2 separate regions of the Homo sapiens genome follow, and region 1 is linked to region 2. A link is a loop called in an ENCODE intact Hi-C map of the cell type or tissue named here. Cell type or tissue: MCF 10A. All regions are shown on one strand. Links, peaks and the distances in the headings refer to the core of each region. The heading gives the core; the rest is flanking DNA.

Region 1 (5,000 bases), core at 1-5,000, 150 kb before region 2:
TCGGCTGTGAAGCCAGCGCGGCCGGCTGATGCCACCCTGAGCCTCGGCTGCTCTGAGTTGGCTGCTGAACAAACCTAGAGCTGGAGCCCAGCCAGGGGTGGGAGGGCCAGAGCCTCCAGGCACAGGCACAGCATCCACAGCTTCATGCCCTTTGGAGGGGCCACCGGGGGAGGGCACAAGGCTGAGAGCAGAAACATGGGCCTGGGTGGCAGGTGCTTCCCTCATATGTTTTTTTTTTTTTAATGCTTAGTATTAAAAGCACAGAATTTAATCAGTTCATCCGAGTGACTGAGGAGGGCTTAAGAGTTAAGAGAAGAAACGACTGTCTCTGGTGTGAGGGGGACAACACACAGCCCGTGACCGGCAGGAGCTCAGGGGCCACCGCACTGGGCTCAGAAGTGACGTGCGGACGTGGCGAAGCACAAATCCAAACACACCAGGAAGACACCAGAAACGGCCACAAAACCCATGCAACCTCCCGTTAAGCCTAAATAACTATAACGTCGCATCAAAACTTCAGTAAGATGAAGAAGCGATTCCTAGAATAAAATTAGTGTGAAATAAAATTTTAAAATTACCCAAAACAATCTGGAACAAACCCTCGGATGACTTCCCAAGTTTTGGAAGACGGAGATCAGGAACTCATCACGAAGTTATAGACGCGGATAATCCCACAAACGGACACGGAATCCAAGTTTAAGGGCAGCCACAAGAAGAACAGAAAGAGAATGCAAAATTCCCAAACCATTAGAGCAGAGAAAGAAGACACCAAAACCGGATCCAAGCCCTCATGGAGAGGGGAAAAAATGTATTCTCACAACAAAGACAACGGGTTAAACTCTCCTATCAAAGAGAACCTGAGATGTGTGCAAAAAAGCAAAGCAAAGGCCTCCGTAACACAGCTGAAACAAATGACAGGGAGGGTGGAAGCAGAGACCAACAGCAACTGTAGCGATGTTAGTACAAGAGAATCGGGGGTTAGAGCGAAAACACACTGAACAGGAAAAAAGAAAAAAAAAGAATCCACACTGGCAAAAGGTGCAAGTCATCAAAACTACGTAAGAACCATCAGCCTGCATAGCCAGCAGCACGGCTCCTAAGCAACACCGCGAGGTTACAGAGACACGGAGAAAACAAGAATCCACAAGAAAAACGACCGGACTTGGATGTCGGAGTTCACAATCTCCCAGGCTGCCTGCTTGTTTCTCATTCATTCAACTTAACACCTCAAAGTGCCTCACAAATAGGAAATCATTTAATCTTCATAAAAACCTCGAGGCAATCTCACCACCACCTCACGCCACAGACAGAGAAACTGAGGCAGAGGTAGGTCACTTGTGAAGGGCCACACCCTGGCTAAAGGCAGAGCAGGACGTGGGCAACTGGCCCCCGGGGTCCGCTTGTTTACCCACCACACCAACCAGCAAACTCAGCCAAAGGAAAATCACCCCAGGACCCCTGGAAAATCTGCACCCAAGTGAACAAGCAAGAAGATCTCAATCCCCCAAGGCAGAGATCCGTGTAGACAACACTCCCTGACCGCCCGGGAAGGAGACTAGAAAGAGGAGTGGATGGAACCCAAAAAGGCCACGTTACTCAAATGTTTCAGAACAAACTTCTCGATTAAAAAGGAACTCTGATGAAATTACAGCTTCTTTAGAAATGAATGCCAGTGAAAATATTATTCATCAAAGTCCGCAGGGAGCAGCCAGGAGCACACAGGAAACACAGCCGGAAATGCGCTTACAAAGACTTGGCGGGCACGTGGGCTCACGCCTGGAATCCTGGCACTTTGGGAGACTGAGGCAGGTGGACTGCTTCAGCCCAGGAGTTCAGACCGGCCTAGGCAACACAGCAAGACTCCATCCATCTCTACAAAAAATTAAAAAAGTTAACTGGTGTGATCTGCCAACAGTGTCTGCTACTCTGGAGGCTTGGGCAGGAGCCCAGGAGGCAGAGGGTACAGGGAGCTGTGATTGCACCATTGCACTCCAGGTTGGGTGAGAGAGCCAGATCCCGTCTCAAAGAATAACAAAAGACTTTTAACTCAAGATGTCAGAAAAAAAAAAGTTTTAAGAAAATTCAGCAAGGCTGGGTGCAGTGACTCACACTTTGGGAAGCCGAGGCAGGTGGATCACGAGGTCAGGAGTTCAAGACCAGCCTGGCCAACATGGTGAAACCCCATTTCTACTAAAAATATAAAAATTAGCCGGGTGTGGTGGGGTGTGCCTGTAATCCCAGCTACTTAGGAGGCTGAAGCAGGAGAATCGCTTGAACCCAGGAGGCAGAGGTTGCAGTGAGCCAAGATTGTGCCACTGCACTCCACACTCCAGCCTGGCGACAAAGTGAGACTGTCTCAAAAAAAAAAAAAAAAAAAAAAAAGGAAAGAAAATTCAGCAGGGCATGGTGGCTCATGCCTGTAATTCTAGAACTTTGGGAGGCTGAGGTGGGTGGATCACCCGAGGTCAAGAGTTCAAGATCAGCCTGACCAACATGGAGAAACCCCATCTCTACTAAAAATTCAAAATTAGCCAGGCGTGGTGGCGCATGCCTGTAATCCCAGCTACTTGGGAGGCTGAGGCAGGATAATCGCTTGAACATGGGAGGCAGAGGTTGCAGTGAGCCGAGATCGTGCCATTGCACTCCAGCCTGGGCAACAAGAGCAAAACTTCATCTCAAAAAAGAAAAAAACAAAATTCAATATTTGATCAATTTAAAAAAATTGGCCCTTTTGAAAGCAACAAATAAATCTTTAGCACGTCAAGGATCAAAAGAAAAGGTAAATATTAGTAAAAGTAAACACTGATATAAATTTAAAACTGCAAAACAGAGATTAAACTGGAGGAGGACATCACACACAGCTTTACATCGATCCATGGAAAACCACACCAGAGTAAAGGGGAGCAGCAGCCTGCACCCCTCTGGAACACCAGCCCACCCAGCAGACCCCAAAACTGAATTTCCACGAGATCCCAGGGGGTTCCTCACCACTGGGGAACTGCTGTAAGGACAAGTACCTAACAAAGGCCAACCAGGAAAGACCCAGGGGCCTCCGCGCAGACGAGACCAACACCAGAGACAGAAAAACAGCGTGGTTCCAGGAGAGCCGCCAAGCCACCAACAGAGGAAGCACCAGGTACGTCAACATCGGAAACCAGGCATGGCAGTGAAACCGGGGTCATGAAAGAAGAAGGTGATTTCCTCGCTTCCTGCCCCTCCGGACCCCTTCTCTGAACTGGCCGCTCTTCTCTACTGACCCACAAGGCAACGCCATCACATCCCACGTTGGACACACGTGTCTATTTCTGTAATGCTCACTGAACGTTTTAAACAACGTGTAAATGTAAACTAAAAAATTAAGGTTCCGTTACTTGGCTGGGCGCGGTGGCTCATGCCTGTAACCCCAGCACTTTGGGAGGCTGAGGCGGGCCAGAAGTTCGAGACCAGCCTGGCCAACGTGGTGAAACCCTGTCACTACTAAAAATACAAAAGTTAACCAGACGGAGCGGCAGGTGCCTGTAGTCCCAGCTACTCGGGAGGCTGAGGCAGGAGAATCGCTTGAACCCAGGAGGCAGAGGCTGCAGTGAGCCGGGATGGTGCCACCGCATTCCAGCCTGGCAGACAAGAGCAAAACTCCATCTCAAAAAAAAAAAAAAGTTCTCTAGACGTGGGTATGGAATTTCATCAAATTCTTTTACTGCATCTCTGTGACCGTGTAGTTTTTCTGTCTTCATCTGGTAATACAGTAAATGACACACGAAGAGGCCCTCGACGTTCACTCTCACTTTCCTTTCAACACACTGCCAGGCTTTACTTTCTTTCACGTAACATTCACGGAGCACAGAGACGCGCCCGGAGGAAAAGGCACAAAACGTGGGCCATGGGGCTGAGGCCAGAGCCGGCCACTGACCTGCCATGTTTTATATCTGCCATGCTTTACCCTAAGCACGTGTTCCTCTGGTAATTAAAAAAAAAAAGAAAAAGGAAGAAGTCGGGAGGAAGAAAACAGCAGCCCTTGGGTGCTGGCTGTCACTGCTTCCCTTCATCCCCAGGGAAGGTTTCTGGTGTGAGCCCTCCCTCGGTGCTCCCAGGACTGCACTATTACAGGAGCACTAATACAGGAGTGTCCCGGAGGCCCGGGGCCCCGCCCACCTGCTCACGCCTCCACGGCGAGCACTAACACTGCAGCGACCCCGGGGCCCCGCCCACCTGCTCACGCCTCCACGGCGAGCACTAACACTGCAGCGACCCCCGGGCCCCGCCCACCTGCTCACGCCTCCACGGCGAACACTAACACTGCAGCGACCCCGGGCCCCGCCCACCTGCTCACGCCTCCACGGCGAGCACTAACACTGCAGCGACCCCCGGGCCCCGCCCACCTGCTCACGCCTCCACGGCGAACACTAACACTGCAGCGACCCCCGGGGCCCCGCCCACCTGCTCACGCCTCCACGGCGAGCACTAACACTGCAGCGACCCCCGGGCCCCGCCCACCTGCTCACGCCTCCACGGAGAGCACTAACACTGCAGCGACCCCCGGGCCCCGCCCACCTGCTCACGCCTCCACGGCGAGCACTAACACTGCAGCGACCCCGGGGCCCCGCCCACCTGCTCACGCCTCCACGGCGAGCACTAACACTGCAGCGACCCCCGGGCCCCGCCCACCTGCTCACGCCTCCACGGCGAGCACTAACACTGCAGCGACCCCGGGGCCCCGCCCACCTGCTCACGCCTCCACGGCGAGCACTAACACTGCAGCGACCCCGGGGCCCCGCCCACCTGCTCACGCCTCCACGGCGAGCACTAACACTGCAGCGACCCCCGGGCCCCGCCCACCTGCTCACGCCTCCACGGCGAACACTAACACTGCAGCGACCCCGGGCCCCGCCCACCTGCTCACGCCTCCACGGCGAGCACTAACACTGCAGCGACCCCCGGGCCCCGCCCACCTGCTCACGCCTCCACGGCGAACACTAACACTGCAGCGACCCCCGGGGCCC
Region 2 (11,366 bases), core at 3,314-8,313:
CTCAGCAGCGTCTGCCTCAGGAGGGGAAGACCCTTCCTGCAGGATCTCCCGAGCAGCGTCTGCCTCACAGAGAAACAAGCCAGACCTCAGCACTCGCTTGCAGACTCCAGACTGTGGAGGGTTTAGAAGACTCTGCCTGTGGCCCCCACTCTCAGAGCCCTGTTCTGCAAACCCAAGGGGATCAACAGCCTTTCTGATGTCTGCATGGGTTTACTGTTGGCTACGTTTAAATGACAACACATGTTCTAAAGTAAAAAATAAGCAATGGGCCTGGTGCAGTGGCCCACGCCTGTAATCCCAGCACTTTGGGAGGCTGAGGCAGGCGGATCACCTGAGGTCAGGAGTTTGAGACCAGCCTGGAAAACATGGCGAAACCCCGTCTCTACTAAAAATACAAAAATTAGCCAGGTGTAGTGGTGGGCGCCCGTAATCCAAGCTACTTGTGTGGCTGAGTCACAAGACTCACTTGAACCTATGGGTAGAGGTTGCAGTGAACCATGGTTGCGCCACTGCACTCTAGCCTGGGCGACAGAGCAAGACTTGATCTCAAAAAAAAAAAAAAATTTATCATGAGATTGCAGCAATTCAGTCCCATCCTCAGGGTCCACTTCTAATTCTAGTTCTCTTGCTGTTTCCACCACATCTGCAGTGACTTCCTCCACTGAAGTCTTCAGGTTCTCAAAGTCATCCTTGAGGCTTGAGATCAGCTTCTCCCAAATCCTGTTCACGTTGATATTTTTATGTCCTCCCATGAATTGTCAGTGTTCTTAATGTCATCTAGAATGGTGAATCCTTTCCAGAAGGTTTTCAGTGAACTTTAGCCAGATCCATCATAGGAATCACTGTCTATGGTTGCTATAGCCTTAGAAATGTTTTTTTTTTTTTTTGACAAAGTCTTGCTCTGTCGCCCAGGTTGGAGTGCAGTGGTGCTCACTGAAACCTCTGCCTTCCGGGTTCAAGTGATTCTCCTGCCTCAGCCTCTTGAGTAGCTGGGATCACAGGCACCTGCCACCATGCTTGGCTAATTTTTGTATTTTTAGTAGAGACAGGGTTTCACACCATGTTGGTCAGGCTGGTCTTGAACTCCTGACCTCAGGTGATCCACCCGCCTTGGACTTCCAAAGTGCTAGGATTACAGGCGTAAGCCATCATGCCCGGCCAGAAATGTGTTTCTTAAATAGTAAGACTTGGAAGTCGACACAACTCCTTGATCCAAGGGCTGCAGAATGGATGTTGTTTTAGCAGCCACGAAAGCAGCATGACTCTGTGTATGTCTCTGTTAGAGCTCTGGGAACTAGGTGCATTGTCAACGAATATACGTATGTATTTTCAGACAGGGTGTCACTGTCACCAAGGCTGGAGTGCAGTGGTGTGATCCTGGCTGACTGCAGCTTTGACCTCCCTGGCTCAAGTGATCCTCCCACCTCAGCCTCCTGAGTAGCTGAGCCCACAGGCATAAGCTACCATACCTGGCTAATTTTAAAATTTTTTATAAAGATAGGGTCTCCTTATGTTGCTCAGGCTGGTCTCAAATTCCTAGGCTCAAGTGATCCTCCTGCCTCAGTTTCCCAAAGTTCTGGGATTACAAGCGTGAACCATCATGCCCAGACTCATAGTAATATTATGAAAAGAATCTTGTTTTTCCCGAGCAGTAGCTCTCAATAGTGGGCTTAATGGATTCCGTAAACCATCGGGAGCACATGTGCTGCCATCCAGGCCTTGTTGCTCCATTTCTAGAGCAGGCAGAGTGCATGTGGTATAATTCTTAAGGGCTCTAGGATTTTCTGAATGGTGAATGAACACTGGCTTCAATCTGAGGCCACCAGCTGCATTAGCCCCTCACAAGAGGCTCAGCCTGTCCTATGAAGCTTCGACGCCAGGCACTGGCTTCTCTCCAGCTATAAAAGTCTCAGATGGCATCTTCTTCCAACAGAAAACTATGTTGTCTACATAAAAGGTCTGTGTAGCGTGGCCACCTTCATCCATGATCTCAGCTGGATGTTCCGGGTAACTTACTGCAGCTTCTCCATCAGTACCTGCTGCCTCCCTTGAACTTTCACGTTATGGAGATGATTTCTTTCCTTAAACCTCACAAACCCATCTCTGTTTGCTTCAGACTTTTTCTTCTGCAGCTTCCTCACCTCTCTCAGCCTCCACAGGATTTAAGAGTCGGGGCCTTGCTCTGGATTAGGCTTTGGCTTAAGGCTTTGGCTCCAGCCTTCTTGGCACCAAGGGCCGGTTTTGTGGAAGACAATTTTTCCACAGACTAGGCGTCGGGGGGAAGGTTTGGGATGAAGCTGTTCCACCTCAGATCATCAGGCGATAGTTAGATCCTCACAAGGAGTGCGCAACCTCGATCCCTCGCACGCGCAGTTCACAGTAGGGTTTGCACGGTTCTGAGAATCTAATGCTGCTGCTGATCTGACTCTCCTGCCACTCACCTCCTGCTGTGTGGCCTGGGGGTTGGGGACCCCTGGCTTAAGGGAATGTTGTGGGTGGTTTGATCATTCCATCTAGGCCATTAAAACTTTCTCCCTCTCAGTGATTTGGCTGTTTCGCTTCCTTATTCACGTGTTCCACGGGGTAGCACTTTTAATCTCCTTCAAGAACTTCTTTTTTGCATTCACAGGTTGACTCAGTGCTTGGTGCACGAGCCTAGATTTCCACCTGTCTCGGCTTTCAACATGCCTTTCTCACTGAGTCTAATCATGTCTAGCTTGTGATTGACCATTCACTTGAGGACTTAGAGGTCACTGTAGGGTTATTGGTTGGCCTAATTTCAAATTGCTGTTTCTCAGGGAATAGCGAGGCCCAAGGAAAGGGAGAGAGGGAGGAATGGCTGGTCCATGGAGCAGTCAGAACACACACAGCACTTATCAATTAAGTTCACTTTCTTATATGCGTGGTTCATGGAGCCCTAAAACGATGACCAAGTAACTCCAAAGATCACCAACCACAGACCACCACAAAAGATACAATCATAATAAAGTTCAACACATTGCAAAATTACTAACGTGTGACTGAGAGATGTGAGCGAGCACACGCCGTTGGAAACACGGCACAGGTGGGCTTGCTCAACGCGGGGCGGCCACAGACCTTCAACAGTCAAACATGCGGTATCTGCAAAGTGCAGGAAAGTGAACACAATAGGCCGGGTGCGGTGGCTCACACCTGTAATCCCAGCACTTTGGGAGGCCGAGACGGGCAGCTCACGAGGTCAGGAGATTGAGACCACCCTGGCTAACACGGTGAAACCCCGTCTCTACTAAAAGTACAAAAAATTAGGCGGGCGTGGTGGCGGGTGCCTGTAGTCCCAGCTACTCGGGAGGCTGAGGCAGAAGAATGGCGTGAACCCGGGAGGCGGAGCTTGCAGTGAGCTGAGATAGCGCCACTGCACTCCAGCCTGGGCGACAGAGCGAGACTCCGTCTCAAAAAAAAAAAAAAAAAAAAAAAAAGGTGAACACAATAAAACAAAGTGGCCCACATCCTTTAAAATCTATGTCCTTATTTAAAATTGGGTTGTGGCTGCACATGGTGGTTCATGCCTGTAATCCCAGCACTTTGGGAGGCCAAGGAGGGTGGATCATTTGAACCCAGGAGTTTGAGACCAGCTTGGGCAACATAGTGAGACCCCATCTCTGCAAAAAAAAAAAAAAATTAGCTGGGTGCGATGGTGTACACCTGTAGTTCCAGCTACTTGGGAAGCAGAAGTGGGTGAATTGCTTGAGCCTGGAATGTTACGGCTTCACTGGGCTATGGTGGTGTCACTGCACTCCAGCCTTGGCAAGAGAATGATACCCTGTCTCTAAACAAAAAAACCCAAACCTCAAAACAAATTGGATTGTTTGTTTACTTATGACAGCAGTTTCTCCTTATCTGCTGGGTATACATTCCAAGACCCCCCAATGAATGCTTGAAACCATGGATAGTACTGAACTCTGAACTTTATACATACTACATTTTTTCCTATAAATATATACCTATGATAAAGTTTAATGTACAAACTAGGCAAAATAAGAGACTAAAAATAATAATAAAATAGAACAATTATAACAGTAAACTGTAATAAAAGTTACGTGAATGTGGGCTCTGTCTCTCTCTCTCAAAATATCTTGTTGCATGTAATATTTTCCGACCACAGTTTACTGCTGGTAACTGAAACCACACAAAGTGGAACCACAGACAAGCGTGTGGTGGGGGGTGCTGTAATGCATTTTGTTCTTTATATATTCCAGACATAAATCCTTTATCAGATATGTGATTTTAAAATACTTTCTTCCAGTCTATGAATTGCCTTTTTATTCTGTTAACAGTGTCTTCCCAAGAGCAGATGCTTTTAATGCTGATGAAGGCTGGTTTATTGTTTTTATAGATGATGCTTTTGAAATCACAGCTAAAAAATCTTTGTCCACTCAAGATCACAGAAATGTTCGCTTAGGTTTACTTCTAGCAACTGTGTAGTCTTAGGTGTGACATTTACGTCTGCAGTACATTTTGAGTTATTTTTATATGTGGTCCGGGTATAGATCGAGGCTCTCTTTTTCTTTTTGCACATGCATATTCAATAGTTCCAGCATCACTGGTTGAAAAGACATTTCTTTCTCTACGAATTGTCACATTTACATATTATACCACTTCACATACAGTGCAAGAACCTTACGTCAGTGTTATGGATTGAAATTGTGTCCCACAAAATTCATATGTTGAAATCCCAGCCCCCAGTACCTCATGACGTGATCGTTATTTGAAGGTAAGACCTTTAAAGAGGTAATTTAGGCCGGGTACGGTGGCCCGCACCTGTAATCGCAGCACTTTGGGAGGCCGGGTACGGTGGCTCGCGCCTGTAATCCCAGCACTTTGGGAGGCCGAGGCAGGCGGATTGCCTGAGCTCAGGAGTTCAAGACCAGCCAACATGGTGAAACCCTGTCTCTACTAAAATACAAAAAATCAGTTGGGCGTGATAGCGTGCACCTGTAATCCCAGCTACTCGGGAGGCTGAGGCAGAAGAATCGCTTGAACCCGGAAGGTGGAGGTTGCAGTGAGCTGAGATCATGCCACTGCACTGCAGCCTGGGCAACAGAATGAGACTCAGTCTCAAAAAAAATAAAATAAATAAATAAATAAATTTTAAAAATAAAGAGGTGATTAAGTAGAAATGAGGCATGAATGTGGGGCTCTAATTCAACATGGCTGGCATTCCTATAAGACGAGGAGACCAGGTCACACAGAGTCCCCTGGGTGAGCCCGCGTGGAGGGAAGACCATGTGAAGAGGCAGCAAGAGAGCAGCTGTCTGCAGACCAAGGAGAGAGACTTCTGCGGAGACCACACCCGTCAACGTCTTCATCCCAGACTCTCAGCCTTCAGAATGGTCAGAGGACACATTTCTGCTGCTGAAGCTACCTAGTCTGTGGTAGCTTGCTATGGAAGTGTTAGAAAACTAACAAGGAAAGTGGGGGTCTGTGTGTATTTGGGGGATCAAAGCCTTTGTGCAGAGGCCCCTGACCCTCCACTCTCAAGGCCTGGGTAGGGCTGAGGAATGACCGCATCTGTGCTTCTACAGGCTTGCATCGCCCTGGCAGCTGGAAGCCGGTTCTGCGGTGTTAGGTGAACACAGGGCACCTGACTGGTCCAAGCACGCCACCCAGAGGCAGCCTTGGAACTGCACCTGCTGGGCAGGACCTGGGCTCTACCTGCGTCCTTCCTGACAGCCCATCAGAGTCCATGGGATGGATGCACCTGCTCGTGCACCTGCCTCCAAGGTCTGTGGGCTAGGTGGGCCCAAGGGGGCCTGGTGTTGGCACAGAGCCTCTGGAGCCAGGAAGATGGTGGCAGTGTTTGGTGGCTTCTCCTGGCCTGAACATGGCCCCCAGGGCTGGGGTGGGATAGGATGCCCTCATCTGCAGGTCCTTAAGCGGTTGTGATGACAAGAAGTGGGAGTGGCTGCTCAGGGCCCCTGGGCAGCTGGACCTTGGGGACAGTCCCTGGGCTGGGAAGGCGCTCAGAGTGCACGTCTTAGCAGCCTGGGGTGCCTGCTGCCCTTGACGGGGACATGGGTGGGTTTTTATAGGGCAGGGGAGTGGCCGACCTTGGGTAGAAAGGAGCAGAACGAAGGCCGGAGGAGGGAGGTGACTGGGCAGAGGCAGCCCCAGTGGCCGGGCCGCTTGCCCCCGTCTGTCCTGTGGGGCTCCCTCACGTCCCTTCAGTCTGCCCCCACTTTGGCGCCTTGAATTTGAGAGAGGCCACGTGTTCTTGAAGCCTAGTGGGATCCTCGGCAACTGCTTTTGAAATTCCTCTTTCACAACCAAGGTGGCTGGGGCAAGCCATCTCCCATCAGCATTTTGGAGAACAAATGCTTTCGCTGCCTTGATCCGCCCAGCAGGGCGGCTGCCAGTGCCCAGGTCTCAGCAGAAGCAAGGCAGAGGCGCGTGTGGAGACCAAGGGGCAAGAATGGCCCAAGCCTCAGCCTTGTCCACCCCATCCTTCTTCCATGCTGTGGCCAGTGAGATTTTTCTGAAACGACCGACCTGGTCCCGTCATTTTCCTGATCAAGACATCCTAGCAGTCTCCCAGTACTTTCTGGGAGTCTCCCAGTACACAGAAGATGTCCCTGAGGTTTCTGGCCAGGGCAAGGTTGGGGTTTCCAGTCCCCAAACAGGGGGAAACAGGGTGGGTCTGATCTGTGTGAGCAGAACAAAATCCAGCACCCCCGGCCTGGACACCAGGCCCTGCCCCTCACTCCCGTCAGCGACACTGGTGAGTAGCAGGTGTGCTGAGGATTTGGGTAATGAAGGGTGTTTCACCACAGCCCATCCTAGCAAATAGCTTAAGGGTTCCATTCATGGATTCTAATTACTTAAACTGTTTAGTTCATTCCACAAATACTCATGGAGCACCTGCCTTGTGCTAGACACTGTTCTTCCTCCTGGAATCATCAGTGAACAAAAGAGACAAAACTGTCTTCCAGAGCTTATGGGAAGGATAAACATCGCACACAAGTGACTTCTACAACACAAGAGTGATTCCTTTATGGGAAAAATAGAGCTGAGAAAAGAGACTGGGGGCCCTGGGGGTGCACTTTGAGTCAGAGAAGGCCTCCCTGCGCGATGTTTGGGTAAAGACATGAAGAGGGGGAGGGGCAGCCCTGTGGCTGTCAGAGGCGGAGGCTGACGCAGGACTGGGGGTGGAAAGAGACAAGCTCACACAGTGACTCAGTCTCTTTTAGTGACTTCAGCTTTTACTCCGAATGAGCCCAAAGCCATTTTGAGCACAGGATGATGTACTTGACTTAAAATTTTGAAGGCTAATTGTGGCTGCTCCTTTGGAATAGACTGAAGATGAGGGGTGGCTCCTTCAGCACCCAGGTCAGAAATGCAGGGGTCCGTCAGGCTCCAATGCACGTCGAGGTTGGAGGCCACAGAATTTGCTGCCTGGCTGTGGGTGAGGGGCATAGAGGATGTCCCCGAGATTTCTGGCCAGAGCAAAGTTGGGGTTTCCAGTCCCCAAACAGGGGACAACAGGGTGGGTCTGATCTGTGTGAGCAGAACAGACACTTGAGTTTCCATGTTATGGGTGGGTGCCTGTTGGATACCCTGAGGGAGATGTTGGACACGCAGCTCTGTCTTATCTGGAGGCCCAGGGAAAGATCTGAGCTGAAATATGAATTTGGGAGTAGCCAAAATACAGGTGTTTCTTAAAGCCATGAAACTAGATGACTTTAAAATAACCTTCAGGTGAATCCAAGACGGCTGATTAGAAACAGCTGCGGTCTGAGGCGCTTACAGAGAAGAATGAAAAGGGGTGAGTGAATTCAGCACCTTCGACTGAAATATCCAGGTTCTCATATTGGGACTAACTAGGCAAACAACTCGACCCATGGAGAATGAAAAGAAGTGGTAGGAGGGTCAATGGCCCACTCAGCAGTGGCACGGAGCCAAAGGAACCTCCACTGCCAGCCAAGGAAGTGGTGAGTGATTGTGGACCCTGCTGGGAAATCATGCTTCTCCCATGGATCTTTGCAACTGTGGATCAGGAGATCCCTTGATGAGGCCCCACCACCAGTGCCTTGGGCCCGATACACAGAGCTTTGTGGAACTTTCAGCAGAGCAGCCACTCAGCCACACACAGAGACCCAGGCGTTTTACATACTCCGGCCCCAGGATCCCTGGCAAGGTGGGAAATCCATCCTTCCAGATTCCTGGGAAGAGGGCTGACTCCACGGAGCCAAGCAGAATCATTCCGCAGTCCTCACTTCCATGGCACATCACAAGTTAAGACCCACTGGCTTGGAATCCCAGCCAGCCAACAGCAACAGGCTGGACTCTGCCTGAGAAGGGTCCGAGTTCCCAGGGCAGGGGTGGCTGCCATCTCTGCAATTGGGTAGACTCAGCCGTTCCAGCCTGCAGACTTTGGAGAATACGAATGGTCCAGATGAGAAGGGGTCCCCCACAGGCAGCACAGCTGCCTTGCCAGATCGTGGCCAAAGTGCTTCTTTAATTGTGATCCCATCCGCTTCCCCTCACTGCGTGGGTCCTCCCTGCAGGGGCTTCAGCCACTCCAGCCAGGGTTCTATGGATAGAGCTCTGATCTCTCCTTGGGATGGAGCTCCTGTGGGGAGGGGCAGCCACCATCTCTGCAGTTTGGTTGACTTAGTCATTCCAGCCTGCCAGCTTTGGAGAATACAAATGGTCTGGATGAGGAAGGACCACCCCCTCCCCCCCGCAACAAAACGCAGCGCACCTGCTCTATGAAAAAGCAGCAGGACTGCTTCTTTTTTTTTGAGATGGAGTCTTGTTCTGTCGCCCAGGCTGGAGGTGACGTGGCGCGATCTCGGCTCACTGCAAGCTCCGCCTCCCGGGTTCACACCATTCTCCTGCCTCAGCCTCCCGAGTAGCTGGGACTACAGGCACCCGCCACCACACCTGGCTAAATTTTTGTATTTTTAGTAGAGGCGAGGTTTCACTGTGTTAGCCAGGATGGTCTCGATCTCCTGACCTCGTGATCCGCCAGCCTCGGCCTCCCAAACTGCTGGGATTACAGGCGTGAGCCACTGCGCCCAGCCAGGACTGCTTCTTTAAGCAGGTCCCTGATCCCATTTCTCCTGACTAGCTGAGATCCCCCAACAGGTGTCTACAGCCACCTCCTGCACGTGTGTTCAGGCTGGCAACAGGTCAGTACCCCCCGAGGACAGAGCTTCCAGAGGAAGGAGGTGGCTGTCATCTTTGCTGTTTCTCAGATACCTCCAGGTATGGGAAAAACCAAGGCAACTAGGGTCTGGAGTGGACCCCAGCAAACTGCAGCCATCTTATGGTAGAGTGGCCTGACTGTTACAAGAAAACAAACAAAATAACAACAACGTCAGCAAAAAAGTCCCCACAAAAACCCCATTCAAAGGTTAGCAACCTCAAAGATTGAAGGTAGATAAGCCCACAAAGATGAGGAAAAATCAATGCAAAAATGCTGAAAACTCAGCGTGCCTCTTCTCCTCCAAATGACTGCAACACCTCTACAGCAAGGGTACAGAACTGGGCTAAGGCTGAGATGGCTGAACTGACAGAAGCAGGCTTCAGAAGGTGGGTAATAACAAACTTCGCTGAGCTAAAGGAGCGTTTGTAACCCAACGCAAAGAAGCTAAGAATCACGATAAGACAGTACAGGAGCTGACAGCCAGAATACCCGGTTTAGAGAGAAACACAACTGACCTGATGGAGCTGAAAACAACCTGAGAACTTCTCAATGCAACCACGGGTACCCATAGCAGAATAGGCCAGGTAGAAGAAAGAATCTTAGAGCCTGAAGACTATATTTCTGAAGTAAGATAGGCAGACAAGAACAGAAAAAAACAAGAATGAAAAGCAATGAAAAAAACCTCTGGGAAATGCGGGATTATGTAAAGAGACCAAACCTACAGCTGAGTGGGGTACCTGAAAGAAATGGAGAGAATGGAACCAAATTGGAAAACATACTTTAGGATATCATCCAGGAGAACTTCCCCAACCTGGCAAGACAGGCCAACATTCAAATTCAGGAAATGCAGAGAACCCCAGTAAGATACTGTATGAGAAGATCAACCCCAAGACAAATAATCATCAGATTCTCCGAGGTTGAAATGAAAGAAAAAGTGTTAAGAGCAGCCAGAGAGAAAGGCCAGGCCACCTACAGAGGGAAACTCATCAGACTAACAGTGGGCCTCTCACTGGAAACCCTACAAGCCAGAAGAGATTGGGGGCCAATATTCAACATTCTTAAAGAAAAGAATTTCCAACCCAGAATTTCATATCCAGCCAAACCCAGTGTCATAAGCAAAGGAGAAATAAGATCTTTTTCAGACGAGCAAATGCTGAGAGAATTCGTCACCACCAGGCCTACCTTGCAAGAGCTCCTGAAGGAAGCACTAAATGTGGAAAGGAAAAACTGTTACCAGCCACTATAAAGACACACTGAAATACACAGACCAGTGACACTATGAGGCAACCACATAAGCAAGTCTGCAAAATAACCATCTAGCATCATGATGACAGGATCAAATCCACACAAAACAATATTAACCTTAAATGTAAATGGGCTAAATGCCCCAATTAAAAGACACAGAGTAGCAAGCTGGACAAAGAGCCAAGACCCATCAGAAAAAAATACAAAAAATTAGCCGGGCGTGGTGGCAGGTGCCTGTAGTCCCAGCTACTCAGGAGGCTAAGGCAGGAGAATGGCATGAACCGGGAAGCAGAGCTTGCAGTGAGCTGAGATCATGCCACTGCACTCCAGCCTGGGTGACGGAGTGAGACTCCATCTAAAAAAAAAAAATAAATAATAATAATAAAATAAAGAGACCCACCTCACATGCAAAGATACATGTAGGCTCAAAATAAAAGGATGGATAAAAATTTACCAAGCAAATGGAAAACAGAAAAAAACAGAGGTTGCAGTCCTAGTTTTCGACAAAACAGACTTTAAACCAACAAAAAGCAAAAAAGACAAAGAAGGGCATTACACAATGGTAAAGGGTTCATTTCAACAAGAACTAACTATCCTAAATATATATGCATCAAATACAGGAGCACCTAGATTCATAAAGGAAGTTCTTAGAGATCTACAAAGAGCCTTAGATTCTCACACAATAATAGTGGAAGACTTTAACACCCCACTGACAATATTAGACAGATCATTGACAGAAAATTAACAAAGATATTCAGGACCTAAACTCAGCTCTGGATCAAGTGGATCTGATAGATACCTACAGAATTATCCACCCCAAAATAACAGAATACACATTCGTCTCATTGCCACATGGCACTTACTTTAAAATTGATCACATAATTGGAAGCAAAACACAACTCATCAGATGGAAAAGAACTGAAATCATAATAGTCTC

Evidence for each region. Hi-C counts contacts between places; a loop is a spot of excess contacts. Peaks named below come from ENCODE experiments on the same cell type or tissue, not always from the same donor. Only the 100,000 strongest peaks of a DNase experiment are listed, where the experiment ranks them.
Region 1: a loop joins it to region 2, with 7 times the contacts of the local background. A loop is called at or near these places in 3 of 110 quality-filtered maps.

The regions. Positions count from the first base shown.
Region 1 is chr4:746,859-751,858 of GRCh38, reverse strand. All of the region lies in intron 8 of PCGF3 (polycomb group ring finger 3), which reads right to left. It overlaps LOC124900163 (chloride intracellular channel protein 6-like), which reads left to right. Exons shown (of 2, transcript XM_047416474.1): 2 at 1-3,772. LOC124900644 (a long non-coding RNA gene) reads right to left here. Exons shown (of 2, transcript XR_007057987.1): 1 at 4,210-5,000; 2 at 3,675-4,152. Among named protein-coding and RNA genes, the nearest start is that of PCGF3-AS2, 25 kb to the right of the region's middle. In MCF 10A, for the core only: no CTCF peak of the experiment used is centred there; DNase peaks (open chromatin) are centred at 1,708 and 1,988.
Region 2 is chr4:597,113-608,478 of GRCh38, reverse strand. All of the region lies in intron 1 of LOC124900162 (a long non-coding RNA gene), which reads right to left. Among named protein-coding and RNA genes, the nearest start is that of PDE6B, 23 kb to the left of the region's middle. In MCF 10A, for the core only: a CTCF peak has its summit at 5,647; a DNase peak (open chromatin) is centred at 5,618.